2 separate regions of the Homo sapiens genome follow, and region 2 is linked to region 1. A link is a loop called in an ENCODE intact Hi-C map of the cell type or tissue named here. Cell type or tissue: heart right ventricle. All regions are shown on one strand.

What was found. Peaks named below come from ENCODE experiments on the same cell type or tissue, not always from the same donor. Only the 100,000 strongest peaks of a DNase experiment are listed, where the experiment ranks them.
Region 2: a loop joins it to region 1, with 9 times the contacts of the local background. A loop is called at or near these places in 34 of 110 quality-filtered maps.

Annotation. Positions count from the first base shown.
Region 1 is chr1:103,102,528-103,110,527 of GRCh38, forward strand. It overlaps COL11A1 (collagen type XI alpha 1 chain), which reads right to left and starts at 5,995. Exons shown (of 67, transcript NM_001854.4): 1 at 5,546-5,995. The coding sequence starts at 5,651. In heart right ventricle, CTCF peaks have their summits at 3,987 (motif pointing right) and 4,196; no DNase peak of the experiment used is centred here; H3K4me3 peaks cover 2,196 bases; H3K27me3 peaks cover 3,414 bases.
Region 2 is chr1:103,456,929-103,464,928 of GRCh38, forward strand. All of the region lies in intron 1 of RNPC3-DT (RNPC3 divergent transcript), which reads right to left. Among named protein-coding and RNA genes, the nearest start is that of RNPC3-DT, 65 kb to the right of the region's middle. In heart right ventricle, a CTCF peak has its summit at 4,472 (motif pointing left); no DNase peak of the experiment used is centred here.

The sequences.
Region 1 (8,000 bases):
GTAAAAGCAGAAATGCTGACCAACGCTCAGTCCCCACTTGCAGTTGCCTTGAATTCCTAATGATCACGCCATCCATGCTTGATTACTTCTCCAAAAGTAAGGAGAAAATAAAAGTGTATCTAATAAAATTCTGGCTTTTAAATACCTAAACATAATCATTAAAAATTGTATACAATGATGGAGATATCTCAGCATTTTTTAAACTCCATATTTACATAAAATGGTATAGTTAATTGTGAGTATAAAAACTCATGATAAATGCTTTCACAGTATAATCTTCAGGACCCTATGGCCATGTATTGCTTTTCCCTAAAAACAGAAAGACTCTTAATTTGGTGGGAATACTAGTTGAAGACTGGACTTCTAGAAATAAATTTTGAGATAGAAAATCAAAATTTTCCTCCCTTACATCCCTGCAATTTCACATGTGGTAATTAAATTTGTAATAGTTGTTGACAACACAACAGATATCATGGTAGCCTACTAAGAGTGACTACTTCCTATACATTAACTGCCCATTTATGCCTAAGCTAACAGATACTTATGTAATTTCAGATACTTTGACAATCCAAAATAAAAACCTTTATTAGAATTTGCACTACTACGTTCTCTCCTATTTTTTTCTTCAGTTTGCCACTTGTTTAAAAAAAAACTGTTAAACAAACAACACACAAGTGTGTCATAATGATTATCTGACATTAATAAAAGTCATACTATATGTATACATAAAATATATGTCATCCAATCAATTGAAATTAACCTGAAAATATCAGAAATTTGCCATTTTTTATTTGAAATAAATATATAATTTTCTAAGCTTCTTAGAAATTCAAAGTTGGACCTAGTCTTCTATTAACAACTTTAGAGAGCATACAAAACTATGTTCTTAATCCAGCAATGAATAGAGTATTACGCCTTCTACTTTGATGTAATCTTATAAAATGACATAATTAAGAATACAAATGATCAAAAATTACCTTTCTTCAAAGGTAGTAAATAGAGTATTTAAAAAATTCATTCTGTAACTATTTTCTATTTAAATTTCTTTATATAAGACATTTTCACTATATCTACCTTCTCACTAATCTAAACTCTAGCAAATATATGGTCTAATAATTTCAGACTTCTGGAAATAAATATAGCGATAATATATCGAATTCTTTCTCTTTTACTTCCTTGTAATTTCACATATGGTAATTAAATTTGTAATAGTTGTTGATTGCACAACAGATATCATGGTAGTCCATTGAGAGTGAGTACTTCCCATAAATTAAATGTCAATTTTTTCCTGAGCTAAAAGGTACTTACATTAGTTTCAGGTGTTTTGACAATCCAAAATAAAACTTTAATTAGAACTTGCACTACTAAGTTCTCTCCTCTCATTCCATTGTCTCAGACTTCTATTATTTAAAATTCTTTTGATCACCATTACAGATCTTCACTCTACTCAGAAAAACCTTGAATATTACAAGAATATTTTTTATGAGGAAGAGTATTCAGCTGACAACTTTTTGTGTCTTAGTTTCCTCATTTATTGAGAAGGTAAGATTGATTAGCAATTTCTATAATTTCTAGTGCTAGCATTCTCTTTTAAAAATCTTATATAAACACCTTTTTTTAACCTTTTAAAAATTCAGCTTGTATTACACAGAGACTCTCAACCAAACTTGATTTAAATCCTTGTTATCATGAAATAGCCAGCATCTCACTAAATTAATCAGAGTGAAGAGAATTTATCCTAGGAAAAAGCAAATTTTTAGAAAAGAAAGGTGACTCTTTATACAATTTTCTTAGCTAGAAAGCCAACCCATAAATTTGAAAAGAGATGTTTGCTTTGCTGTATTTTAAGGATAACTTAACATGAACAACCATGTGGTTCTATTTTAGTCACAAATTGAAGAAAATAAAAAACCGAAAAAATATTAATTTTTTACCAATTATGTTATGCAAATACATTTCTCACTTTGCTACTGCATAACTTTGTTTAAAACTATACAAATACCTTTTAGAGAATAACTTCTATAAAGTATCCCCTCAGTTAAGTATTAATTATGAAGCAAATTGTCACTTTAAGATATTAAGAAACTTAATTTCAAAACTAATGGACAACTAGGTAAAAGAATCTGTGCCACCTAAACTGAAGCTATGTGTGTAAAGCATGCAGAAAGGTGTTTCTCTTTAGTCTATATTCTTTCTCTATTATAGTCCTGATCAATTTTGAATTTAAAAAACAAATGGAAAGACATAATATTAATGAGTTTAGCAAACACTGCATTTCTTATCAGAAGCATATCTGAGTTTCTGATTTCTGATTAAGGAACCAAATGGACAAATTCGATCTCTTTGCACTGTTGGACTAGCACATACTCTGGAAGCCAGGACCATTTCACCTGCTGATCCTGGGCACTCAAAACTACACTTCTTCAGGGCTCACTATCGATTCCTGACAAGCTTCCAAAGTTCCCAGTTTGATCAGCCTTTTACAAGATACAGTATTGGCTTAACTGCCAAAGGTTAAATGTAATTTTAATTAGTAAAAAGTGATTCAATTAGATTTTTTTTTTTTAGTGCTTCATTATAGCTAAGTCTAACTCTTACTTAAAACCCTTACATAAACTCATCTATCTTAAGATAATCATAGTGTGGTCACTATGAATTCCAGGTAAACCCCACCTCCTGTGAATAGTAAGTAATGGACTAACTGCCAAAGAATATCAATAAATCGCTGAGATACATCATTTACTTTAAAAATAAACATATATATGAAACATAAAATTGAAGTTAATGTAAATAAATATTTATAAAAATCACACTTAACCTTGTTATTCTAAATCACAGCAAGGATTGATTTTTAATGAGTATAATAAATATTTCCAAGTTATAGTTTGATTTTTCAAAGTAAAATAATATGACTAGGTATGAAGTCATAAATTTTCTTTAATCCATTCACTTCCAAGAAATTTCTCTATATTATTTTCTTTAGAGTCTAACTTTGTTTTGAACTCAGATGTTTTAAGGTTTTAATGTTTTAATTTTATATAAAAGTAGTATCTGTTTTAAATTATCTTTGTGCTTAATATCCAAATCTTATCACTGTACCTCAATGAAATCAATGTCATAGTATGATGCTGGGATATAATATCTTTATTTAGAAATTGGTATAAAATCTTACTTCAACCACAAATCTAAAGGTTATTATCAGAAGTGGACACTGGGTTTATTTTTCCCTTGTGTGGTGATTCAGGATTTGTAGCCAATGTTTTCTTTTTAAGCATTAATATACTATTATTCCCTTTTTGAAGTTAATTAAGGGATAAGAATGCCTACAAAAGTGGATTTATGTTAATATGTGGCCTCCCAGGAAAAATGAGCACTAAACAGCTTGATAAAACACATAACAAAATCTTAAAATATAAATATCTAAACTACCACTTAACTTTCAGGGCATTTCATGAAGAAGAAACCCAACAAAATCTAATCCTTATACTTTGCTATTTCTATCATTACTTGGCTTCATAAAAATAGGGAAAGTTGTTTTCCCACCATTTATTTGATGTGGTACTGGGATGCTGTTTAAAAGTGTTTCAGGTATGTTGCTAGACTGAAAATAGAAAATTTATGCATGAAAAGTACAGAAATTTGATATTAAAAAATATTCACATATCGCCACAGAAAGGCTCAATGTGGAAAATAAAAATAAATAGCTTCAGTAAAATAATCCCTGAATCCATGCAAAAGTGTCTCTCGGAGCTTGTATTTCATCCATCACCGAAGAAATTCTCAGTTCCTATAATTTTCAATAAATAGCTGCCATTACAATATTCTCATTTACATGCGTGTGTGACATGCTGAAAAAGAAATGGCATATCCATTTTTCCTTAATCAAAGGTCCTTTTCCAGTACCACTGTAGTTAAGAGGGACTTACAGAGGCCTCATGTCCCACGGTAGACGCAGGAATTCTAAATAATAAACAAAACCAGCAGAGGGCAGAACTGCTGACAGAATTGACCAATCCAACCGGTGACCAGGTACCAAAAGTAAAATACAAACTTTTTGATGGATTTCACTTTCAAAGACACTCTTATCTATCCTTGAAAATGTGGAAATGAATGAATCAACATAATTAATCAACATAATAACTCCTTTCAAAATTCAAATATAGTCCTAATAGGACTTTCACTGTATTTAGCAGGAAAAGTCACCCAAGGGAATAATCTAGCGCTGCCTGCTACTCGGGAAGCTGAAAGCCACTAAGCGTGTGGAAGGAATAACCTGGTCTCAGAGATCGGCCTCCGGGAGGGCTGACTCTCATTAGGGAGAGCTCAGATCTTGGCATCTAGACCCAGGGCCACACTCAAGTTTCTGCTAAAGCCTACGCATTTGGGCTTGACCATTTTTATCTCCCTTGACCCAACCTCGTCAGTCACCCTCCTTCCTATCCCCCAGCTTCTTTCTGCACTCCTCACAAAGCTTGCTTTCTACTCTAAGCTGTCTGGGCTCCCTGACCTCCAAAGGCTTTCGCCTGCCAGTCGATTCTAAGGCACCTAACGGACCGCTCCAGCCAGATGCCTTTTCGGGAAAGGGCGGGGGAAAGAGGGAGGGAGAAGGCGGAGGGGAGGAGTGAAGTCGCTCTCCCTCCGTGGGTACTGACAGGGTTGCAGACTTCCGAGCAGGTCTGGCCATTGAATATTTGGTGGTGCCACGTAGGAACTGTTCCTTACCTCTCTCCTCCCACCCTACCCACACCCCCTCCCCTTCCCTCCCAATCCCTAGTCCTCCGCCCCCACCCCATTTGCTTGGCGACTTTCATCATTCTCCAAGAGAACTGCACGTCCAACCTGCAAGAAGAAGCGGAGGGGTGGGGTGGGGGGAGTCACTGAAATTCAGGGGAAAGTGTTCTCCCTATCTTGAACCTATTCCTAATAATCTGCCAATTTTTGTCCACTTAAAATAGATTGACCCTCCCCCGCCCCCCAAACACACAGAGTGTTCCTAATCTTCTAGATTCACCCCCCTGGTTTCTCTTATATCCCCAAAACTAAAACAGCCTGCTTCTCACTTGGTTGCAGACAAAGAACTTTATCAAGGTTCATTTTATACCCTTTATATTTTCTCCTCAGCTCACCCTTAAAAAGATATTCCCATTAGTTAGAATCTGAAGAAACCAGATGTGTTCCAAGGGCAGTCTAAAGACTGTGCCTCAAACAAAAGCTTTGTATAACTGCCCTTGTGTTCAAGGTAATATTTTTCCTCTTTTCAAAGAGGCTGGAAAGTGGTGAAGGGCATTTTCAGCAGGCTCTCCTCCTGACAGATCTTTTTTTCCTGCTACCTACCTCGTCTCCCTTTATTGTCCCGCCTACATTCATCTCTTTCTCCAGTTTCCAATTCCAACCTGGTAGCAGCTACAATCTGGATTGTATTTAAGGGAATTGCTTTTTTTTTTTTTTCTTGAAGAGCGGGGAGGAAGGGTAAAGTGGGGGGAGGGGCGCAGAAGCAGTAGGACCGACGGCAATCTCCCACCTCCCCAAATCCATTTTTTCTTACCTCCTCTGACCTCTCTAGCTTGGAAGAGGAAGGTCAATGCGAGGGTTGTTACGGTGAAATCCCAGAGCCACCGTTTCGTTTTCCACCTAGAGGACCACGGCTCCATCTCCGAGCCCCGCACTCACAACTGTGAACTCAACCCACGAAATTGCGACTGCAGACCAACTTCGTCCTTTCCAAGGTATCGCCAGGGATGTTTGCTACACAGCCATTGGGGAGGGAGAGGGGGAAAAAGTCAAAGGGCTTTTTCTTCTAAATTTGATGGTTTGCGTTCTTCGTGTCTCTAGCCCTTTCCTCTCCCTCTGAGTTGGCCCCACCGGCCGGGACCCTCCGGCCGCGACCCTCTGATCCTTCCTCTGCCGGGCCCTGCCTTCAGAATGAAGGCAGATGAGGGGCTTCCACCAACAAGCTGAGAGTACTGTGTGCCCCTAAAGGCTTCATGCCGTCAGTGGGCTGGACGAGTGGCTCCGGGCAGCCCCCTCCTCCGCCCACTCCCCTCCCTGCTCCCAGCTCCCCCTCCCAGGGCGAAACTGACAAGCAGGCTGAGGGTCAGACCCAATCACACGACTCTGGGGCGGCCCCAAGCCCGCCCCCGCCTCCCTCAGCCCAAGAATGAGGACTCCGAGCAGGCCCAGCCCACCAACCACCCCCCATCTCCCCACTCCTCTCCTCCCTCCTCGCCTACCAAATCCCCGAGAAAAAATGGGAGGGAGTTACGGGGGACGCGTGCTTGGCTCCAGCACTTTGGGAATGAAAGGAATTGCAGGAGAGCCCCGGAGCACACGGAGTTTTCAAGGAGCTTCTGTATTCAATAAAAACAGCTACTTGTCTACTTGCACCCGTCTGTTAGCCTCTCGCTGGTCGGCGGGAGAGGGGAGGAGGCCAGCGCCTGATCGGCCACACCGCTGGAGTCCTGGGCTGGCAGCGGTAACCTTATCCTTGTGCAAAAATCTGCTTCGTATGGCAGACGTGGAACCAGTGGACTCATTGCGCTGCCTACTCTGAAAAGTGTTTTTATTTTTATTTTTTTAACCCAATAATTAGAAGAAAGGAATGAAGATAGAATGGAGGGACCCTAGAAGTCAAAACCTAGAGCATGTAGGGAAGTCCTCTTTGGAGATCTGAAACTGACAGGTTTATCTCTTAAACGTTTAAATTCAGCACTAGGTTCATTCAGTGGCTTTCCTCTTAAAAGAGTTGAACTGTACTCTGAGGGAGAAGGAGGAAAAAATTTATGGGAGCTGACATTAAGAGGGTGAGTAATTTAATTTTCCAGCTGATTCTGTTCTGATCCTGGATGAGGGGGTACTGAGGAGTGTGTAGAAAAGGCGAGGAAAGCAACTAGCAGAAATCTCCAAGAGGCTCGGCCCACAGCTCCTCATTAAGGGCCTGGCCCTGGCCCTCAGCCTCGGGAGCCAAAAACGTGGTCACTCCACAGTGAGAGTAATGAAGAGGGCAGGTTTCTAAATTCCCTCTCTACTTAACCCATCCTCAAAGTAATCCTCTTACACCTGGAATATAGATTCCCAAGTCACTTTTTCCACGTTAAAATCATTCCATTCTATTGACTCCTTTTTGTTCGTTAATAATTCCTAAGATGTTTCTCTCAAAGATTTTCTGGAACAGTGCCCATCAGGGTGCCAGCATACATTAGCCACTCAATAGAGATGGGTTGGATGAATGAACACATTTTTCTGTTGACAAAGACTAGAAGCATTGGCCAGGGCCTACTTTGAGTATTTAAGTCATTTAAATGCTTAAAGGCCCTCAACTAAGTTTACTGGGTACATATGTTCAATTCTACAGCTGCCACTAATCTTTAGGAACTCAGTTTTCTATTAGTCATCAAAATATGCCTCATGATCTATCAGATTACATCAAATCTCTTCATGCAGTTTAAAATTGGAAGAAAGGTGATCAAAGACTAGATTGAGCCCTTATAGGGGTATAACAGCATGAACAGAGACATATAAACTGAAGAAAGCAACTAGAAAATACCTTCAATATAAATATCACTCTCCATAACAAAGAACTACTCCTTTATCAAGAAGCTATCTCTTAGATCACAGGTAAAAAAATACTTGACATTTGTAATGCTGTTGGCAGAATGTTTGGGATGCCTCATATCAGCTGCAGAGAAATATCATCAACTAGTTCTTCAGATTACAACCTTAAACTGTTGGTTAAAATAATTTAATATCATATTGCATTTGAACCTGAAATGCACAATTACAAATTAAGACCCTTACAGTAAAAATATATGTATTTACCATCTTCATTATCCCTCATCGTCTCACAGATGGAAAATTTGTATATATTGGCTGTTTCCAAACTTGTGTACAAACTGATTTTTCTGTCGACTCTTCAGATATTTTAAAAATTACTTTTTACATCTTCTCTCAAATGTAAAATAGTGAAATGAATGCAAGTTTAGAAATACGTATTTGTGAAGCTG
Region 2 (8,000 bases), 350 kb after region 1:
TTCTTAGAGAAGGCCTATATAATTCAATAATAGTTTCATAAATAGATTTGTATTTGCCTTTAAGGAAAAAATAAGTGTTTTCTGAGTCTTCAGTAATATACATCTAAAATCAGTCTTCAAGTTAGGACTAAGCTAAATACTGGGTGCAACAACATTCTTGGAACAATTATCAGGATCGTTGGAAAGACTAAAAAAGGAATGATATAGTCACTTGCAGGAAGGTGTGTCTAATAAGCTTTGCCTATTTTATTAATAATAAATATCACAATTGGAACATTCTTTGGTTTTTTCATACATGAAACAGAGTACTAAAACCCACAGTGTACCTTAATCACAGAGAGATCTGATCAAATAAAAGTTTCAAAAATAGCTGTGAATTTATTCTCAAAAGTTTAAGCTATGAAATACACCTGAGATTAACTGTAATTACAATAATCAATATGCTCAAATTCTTTCAAATTGGATATAGTCTATGTTTTTATAAAGAATTCCCTAAATTATCTTAGTATTTTAAATCTTTAAATCACTGAATTAAAATATAATTAGACCAAACTCAAATATATTAGAAGAGATGCAAGGTAAAATTATCATATTAGGTTGTATATGATATTTATTATATATGCGTGAGTTTTGTGTATCTATTTGGTATTTTAATCTTGCATCTCTTTCAAAATTATTATATATATATTTATATATGTATTTATATATTCACACACATATACATTAGTAGATGTTTATTTTATAGATTCTAATATCATGCCCTAATTAAACTTCTGTATTGCTCTTCTAGAACATGTAATATGAAGTAAAACTCAATTTCAGTGGTTCTGTACTCTGCTCTTTAGAAAATCTAGAAAAAAGAGTTGCAATGTAAGTCGAAGACAGAACATTGAAATTGATTCATATTTCACAGGGATCTGCAGAACTGTGGGTCTAGATTGCAGCTCTTAGCCACTAGCCAGCTTTGCCTGTATTTCCATGATAGGCTCTGTCTTCACTTTTTAAAATACTAACAGGCTTCTTGTGGGTGGGATCAAATGACTGCCCCTCTCCCTTCACCTGTGAAATTTCAGAGCCTATTTGAAAAGGGCCATTGTTTCCCAGGAATGCCAGTCCTAGTCCAGGAAAGAAAGTCTTCATTTCAACAGGAATTTGGAGCCTGCCTGAGAAGGGCCAGCCAGTTACTTGGTGAAAACTGTGGCAATTCATTCAAGTTCTGAACAGTTACTATCCTGGCCTTACTTGCTTACTTTCAACTCTTAAGCTTTATGACTAATATGTTTTTTCCCTTAAATTATAAATGGGTGTGTGTGTGTGCGCGCGTGTGTGTTTGTGTGTGTGTGTGTGTGTGCGTATCTGTGCTTGCATGTCACAGCAGAGAGAAGTAAGTGCGTATGAAGTGCGGCGTGTGCACAAGCAGTGAGCTGATGAAGAAAAACCTCTCTCCCCAAACAGTGAGCTGCTGCCATGAGCAGGACACATAGGTTCCTCTGTTCCAACTTCTGCCCCTACATTTACAGCACTAGAGTGCATTTATGTGAATAGGCTCATATGTTTAACAAGCATTTTGAAATAGGTTCCCAATAAAATATATTTGTACAAGAATACAAAACAAAGATACAGTACTTGTATTCAAGACCTGGACAGAAGGCCCCTGTCTGAAACACATTAAAAAATAATTTCTAAAGTAAAATTAGGACTAGAAGCCAAAAGAATACATTGCTTTAGGAAGAAAAAAAGAAAAAATCACCTTGATACAGAGTCAAATCTTTCTTGTTTGAGTCTACATGTACTAGCAGTTTTACTATCTAAAGTTCTTACTGTTTAGAGTTCTCTCACATTTTCTGCAAAATGACTTGGAAATTCTCCAAGATTTGTTTATTATACTAATAAGATATTTAAACTCACAGAATCCTTATTAAGAAAATCTACCTTTGCCCCTCAACAATTTCAAATCATCACCCGAACATTCAAACTAACATGTAAAAATAAAAACCAAAAAATAAAAAATAAAAATGAAACAATGATAATGTCAATGAACTTGAAAGCAAAGCATTTCCACTTAATGTGTGTTTATTAACAGAGAAAGAAATAGTGACGCCAATACAGCTTCAGAATAGGATTTTGGAAATATTTTTTCAAGGCAAGGACAAGCAGCCCTGAATATGAAATGACATTATTACTAAATTCAACATCTAAAGATTTTGGAAAGCTTTTTTTATGATTCTGATATGTCACACATTTAATCTCTCATTTAAGAATAAAACACCATTAATTTGTGGTGAACTACCAAAGAATAATTTTCCAAAAAGAATAGTCAAAAATTAGAAAATAGAGTAAAACAGAGGTTAATCAACTCAAACGATGACTTTTTTCTTCTCTTTTCCTTCATCAGATGTTTCCTGTGATCCTGTGCAAAACCTGATGTTGTGACATTAGTAGTCGTTGGACTTGAGGATACATGGTGCACAAAAGGAAGCTTGTCCTTTTGGGACCTGGTTTTGAATCAGTTTCAGACGACAGAAAAATACGCTTTTGTGGCTGCTAAAGTTCAGGAATGAATTCTGGCAGTCTTACCCAATTCCCTAAAGCAGAGTCCACATTACCAACATCTAATTGGCAGGCTTTGCTTGTAACTCCCACTAGGGCCAGGGTAATGAATGGATTTAGTGAAGGTGTCCTGAGTCATCTGTACAGTGGCTGGTCTGGGCACTAAGGCTTTTCCTTATAACCTCCCCAGACATGTCACTCAAGGAGAAGAGAGAGAGGCTTATGTGCACACATAATGGGGACAAGACACAGCAGTTTTATTAAATTGTAGTCCCAAAGAGAATTGTTCTCCTTATTTGATCTAGAAAAGTAAAGAAGTCTTAGGAAAAAAAAACATATTCTTGTTGAATCACTTTATTCTTTAATTTCCATTTTATAAACTTTTATATTTGGCTTGAATATTCAACTATGGTTGAATGGGACTTCATCCAGGCCTACTCCAGATTATTCTTTAGGCAGGCAGGGAAGAAATTTGGACCATTTCTGTCTAGAAAAGCATCTAAGGGTTTACTTTTATTACTAAGTAACTTTTATTCCCTATGTCTGAGAGAGAGAGAAAGAGTTTGGTTACTCCTAGTTTCATACATACCAATAGCATTAAATGTTTAATGTTGATTCATCATTATTATGTTAATTTTAAAAATCATTTATGCCAAATAGTTTGAATGTAGTATTACATCTCCTCTTCAGTAAAGTTCCACCAGTCTCCCAAATCCAGCAATCAAGATTGGACATTGACAACTTCAGTGCCAATAATAGGGCCTCTCTCAAATTAGGAGCATAGGAGAGAGGTTGAGAACAAGAAGAAAATGGCAATCATGGAAAATTTAAAAAGTGATTTGTTGATGTTAAAGAAAACACTCTCACTTTCTACCAAGAGAATTTTGATGAAGTAGTATTGCTTATTTTCTTAACAAGCATTTTTAACACTGATTCCTCTTGAACTCATGTATGAGAGACACTGCTCTCTGAAAGTCACAGGGAATTGTATCTTTAGAGTATTTTCAAGCATTGCTATGTTCTTAAGCCCCCTTCATTTCCCAGAAGCAAAAATCAACACATATATGACACTCCAATTTTTTTAATGAATAAAAAGATAAAATAAAGTCTAAGGAACAAAATCCACATTGAAAAGTTAGGTGCTTTGAACTTTCTCATCACCTTACCAGTGTTTCCGCACGGGCAGTCTAAAAGACAACTCAGCAATGTCTGAATGGAACTGCAAACAATGGCTCCTTCACAAGTTGGTCTTTAATTGATTACGGCTGTGTTTATGGAAGCAGAAGAGAATTTACACAAAATGACAGATTCCCTTCATTCTGAGGGCGTTTTACTGGCATTCATGGTAAGGATGGTTTTTCTATTGAACAGTCTTCCTCTCTTTCCCTACCTATATCCACCTGGTTGCCATCTAACTGAAAAGGCTATAAGTTGATTACTTTATATCACTTTTTATTAGTGTTTTCTGCTCAGTTTTTTTTTTTTTTTAATGGGTAAAATTCACACTTCCTAGGATACATCTCAAGTTCAGAGAATTCAAACAAGGTCTGGTTTCCCTTTGCTTGTCATAGATTCTTATATTAAATACTAGAGAAGATAATTAAATAGAAAAGTATTAAAACTCAATTCAGTAGGGTCTGTCTTCTGTCAATTTGCTTAAGGAACTATGGAAATTGGAAGTTTAGGAAATCATATGATTTGGCTAATTTATTCAGGTAGTAATATCTACTTTAATCATTTAACTATCTAAAAATATAATTTTAAAGCTGTGTTACATTTTATGATGTCTTAGTGCCAGGTAGTGTTATAATCTTTCTACTAATTTGGAGCAGACAGAAATTAAAATTTAGCTATTTAACCTGTAATTGCAAAAAGCTTTTCATTTGTCTGTTAATAGTGACCTCTACAGGTCAATCATAACAATAGCATAGAATCCCTAGGTAGCTGCTCTAGACTCAAGATTTATTTAGTGAACAGTGGTATAATTGTACTATTAAACTTAAAATATCTTAGACCCTCAGTGCCAAACTATATTTTAAATTTTTAAGCTCAAGACAAGAATGTAATTGTCTTATATACATTTGTGGAGTCTAATTTCAAAACAAACTAATACTTGACAAGGTCTTAGCTGATTTAGTCAAAGAGAATTAATAAATTTTGAAGAAATAGCTTAGAAGCAGAAAACCCCAAAGTGTATGTAATGTTAATCTTTTTATAATGTAAAATTAAGAAGACAACATTATATTATAGATTCTTTTTCTGAAAAGTATGTGAATATGGAAAGTTGACATAAAAAAATGAATCTATCTTACCTCAGAGCTTTGACAGTATGTTTTTTCTTATTCACCAAGGAATTACTTTTAAAACAATACTACAAATGAGTAATTGTGGAACATTTGCATTTATAAGACTACATTGTACACTATTGTTTTCTTAATATGTGACTAATGCATGGTTTTTAAATGACAATGTACTTCGATAAGTCCACACAAGTTAAAGTATCCTGGTTTGAAATACTAAATTTGATAAGTTTACACAAATAAACTGAGAAACATTTCAATATTGCTACATGTAATTAAATTATATATTGGACTTTTATTCTAAAACTTTCTTTTACTCAAGTCAGCTAAAAAAATATTCAATTAAATAACTAAGCTTTCTAGTTTTGATGTTATTTTTCTCTAGTTAAACTGGATGTTCTAATGAACCGCTGAAAACTATAAATTCATACATCACATTGTTCTGACTCCAAACTCTTATTCTTTCATCTACTTCCTGTATTTTTGACTTCACTGAGCCATCATGTTCACTGAAATCTCTATATTTTTCCTAGCCATGGCACTCTCTTGTTAATACCTTACATTCCTTGACTCTATTCTATTTGTGCCACTAGGCTAGCAGAACTCCAACCCTCAATGTCTGCTTTTCTACCTTGGTAGGCCTATTCTCAGAAGGAGGAACTTGACAATATGAGAATATGATTAAGAAATACAAGTATTTCCCAGTAAAATGAGGCAGAATCTCTTGAAAATAACAAGATATGATTGAAATATCTTTGGCTTTCTGAAGTTAATTTTAGTCAATATTAAATGAATTTTTGCTCTCCCATTTACTTGCTAAGACTCCCTCTAAGCCTCAATTTCCTCTTGTGTAAAATGAGCATAAAAATATCTATATCATAGAAAAATTAGTATGAGTGGATGCTTAATATTTGAAAAGCACTTGGAATAGTGCTTGGCACAGAGCTTTATATGTGTTAAAGAAACTGATTCTACTAAAATTCACACAACAGTAATGAGTCAGAATTTTGAAAAATCTTGGAAGTACTCATTCTGTCTCATGTCTTTAAAAATGTTCTGCTTCTAATCTTGCCATTAAAAATGGAAACCTATTTTTATGCATGCCACATACATTTCACTAATTATGTTATTAACTCTGTAGTGCATTTTTCAATAGAATACTGAAAATGATATTTACTATATTTTTATTTTAAAATTATGCATAATCACCTCACATCCATTAGAATGGCTACTATTAAAACTAACAAAGAAAATAAAAAAAAAAAAAACAAGTGTTGGCAAGCATGTAGAGAAATTGGAACTCTTGTGCATTCTGGTAGGAATGTAAAATTGTGCTGTGGCTATAGAAAATAGTGCGGAGATTCCTCAAAAAATTAAAAATAGAATTACCACATGATCCAGCAATCCTACTTCTGGGCACACGTCTAAAAGAATTAAATGCAAAATATCAAAGATATATTTGCATATTGTGTTTTTTTATAGCAGTACTATTCACAATAGCCAAGAGGTGGAAGCAATCCAAATATCCACTGATAGATAAGTAAATAAAAAATGCAATATTTACACACACACACACACAATGAGATATTATTCAGCTATAGAAAGGAAGGAAATCCTGTTACATACATGGAATGTATGTAACACATGGAATAACCTTGAGGACATTATACTAAGTGAAATAAGCTAGTTACAAAAACACAAATAATATATGATTCTAGTTATATGAAGTATCTAAAGTAATCCAATTTATAGATAAAGAAAGTAGAATGGTGGTTGCCAGCAGCTACAGGGAAAGGGAAGTGGGGAGTAGTTAATGGATATAGAGTTCCAATTATGCAAAATAATGATGTTCTGGAGATCTGTTGCACCACAGTGAGAATATACTTAGCACCTCTGAACTGTGCACTTAAAAATGGTTAAGATGGTACATTTCTGTATGTTTTTTTACCAATATTAAAATTTTAAAAATTATGCAATATTTTAAGCATAAAGGAAATTTTCCAAAATAATATATTAAGCATCCCTGCGCGCATCACATACATAAATACTACGAACTTAAGATTAGAGAAGTACTTCCTGGATCTTCTTGCCTGAATGTCATGAAGATCTGTATTCTGAATATAAGAACCTGTTATAAAAAAGGGTTTGGAGGGAGAGAGCAGATATATAAATATATAAATAATCTGATAAGGCTCAATTTAGCAGTAGATATAAGGTAGTCTAGATGATGAAAAGATGTTCTGAATTCAGATATTTTGTAGAATGCATTCAGGTACATTGCAGAAGTGATAAAATTTTGTTTAATGATGTCACTTTTTCTGTCCCCCAAACTCTCACCAAAAATGCCTAATTCTTTAGAATAAGTTCCATGAGAACAAAGCAAAAAGAATATCTGTAGGAAAATATTAAAGGTAGCTTCACTTTATTTCAAAATCTCATGGCAGATTGCATACCTAATCCATCTATTTATCAATCTGACCAATTCTGACCTGGGATGATTGAAATACACACAGTAACACATTTAATTTATTTTTTAAATAAAGGTAGACTTATAGACAAACAGTAGGCAGAATCTGGTTGATTTGTTAGACAATGAAGATTGTGCTAATTAAATTAATGTTATTTTTCATATATTTAAAAAATAATTCAAAAATATTTAAGGAGTTTGATAAAATAAAAATATTTTTATAGAATATTAAATTAGCAATTATTATTCTGGCTCCTTTTGCTTAATTGTTCCTTCCTCGATTTATCACTTTCCTCTCATATTTTACTATAAGCAGCAAAAAGAAACCAGGACACACTTTCCATACTTTCACAGAAATCTCTTCAGCTAAGTATTCAAGTTCATAACTTACGAGTTAACTTTCCACCCACTGACAGAATATAATTCAGCCAAGTTTTCTGCTACTTTATACCAAAGACTGCCTTTCTTCCTATGTCTAATAACATGTTCTTTATTTCCAGCTGAGCCCTCACCAAAATCTTTTTTAACATCCATATTTTTATCAATAGTCTTTTCAAGACAATCTAGGATTTTTCCATCATTCATTTCAAAAGTCTTCTAGGCTGTACACAGTACTCAATTCCAAAGCCACCTCCACTTTTTTAGCGTTTGTTACAGCAGCCTACTCTATACCCTACTGTCAG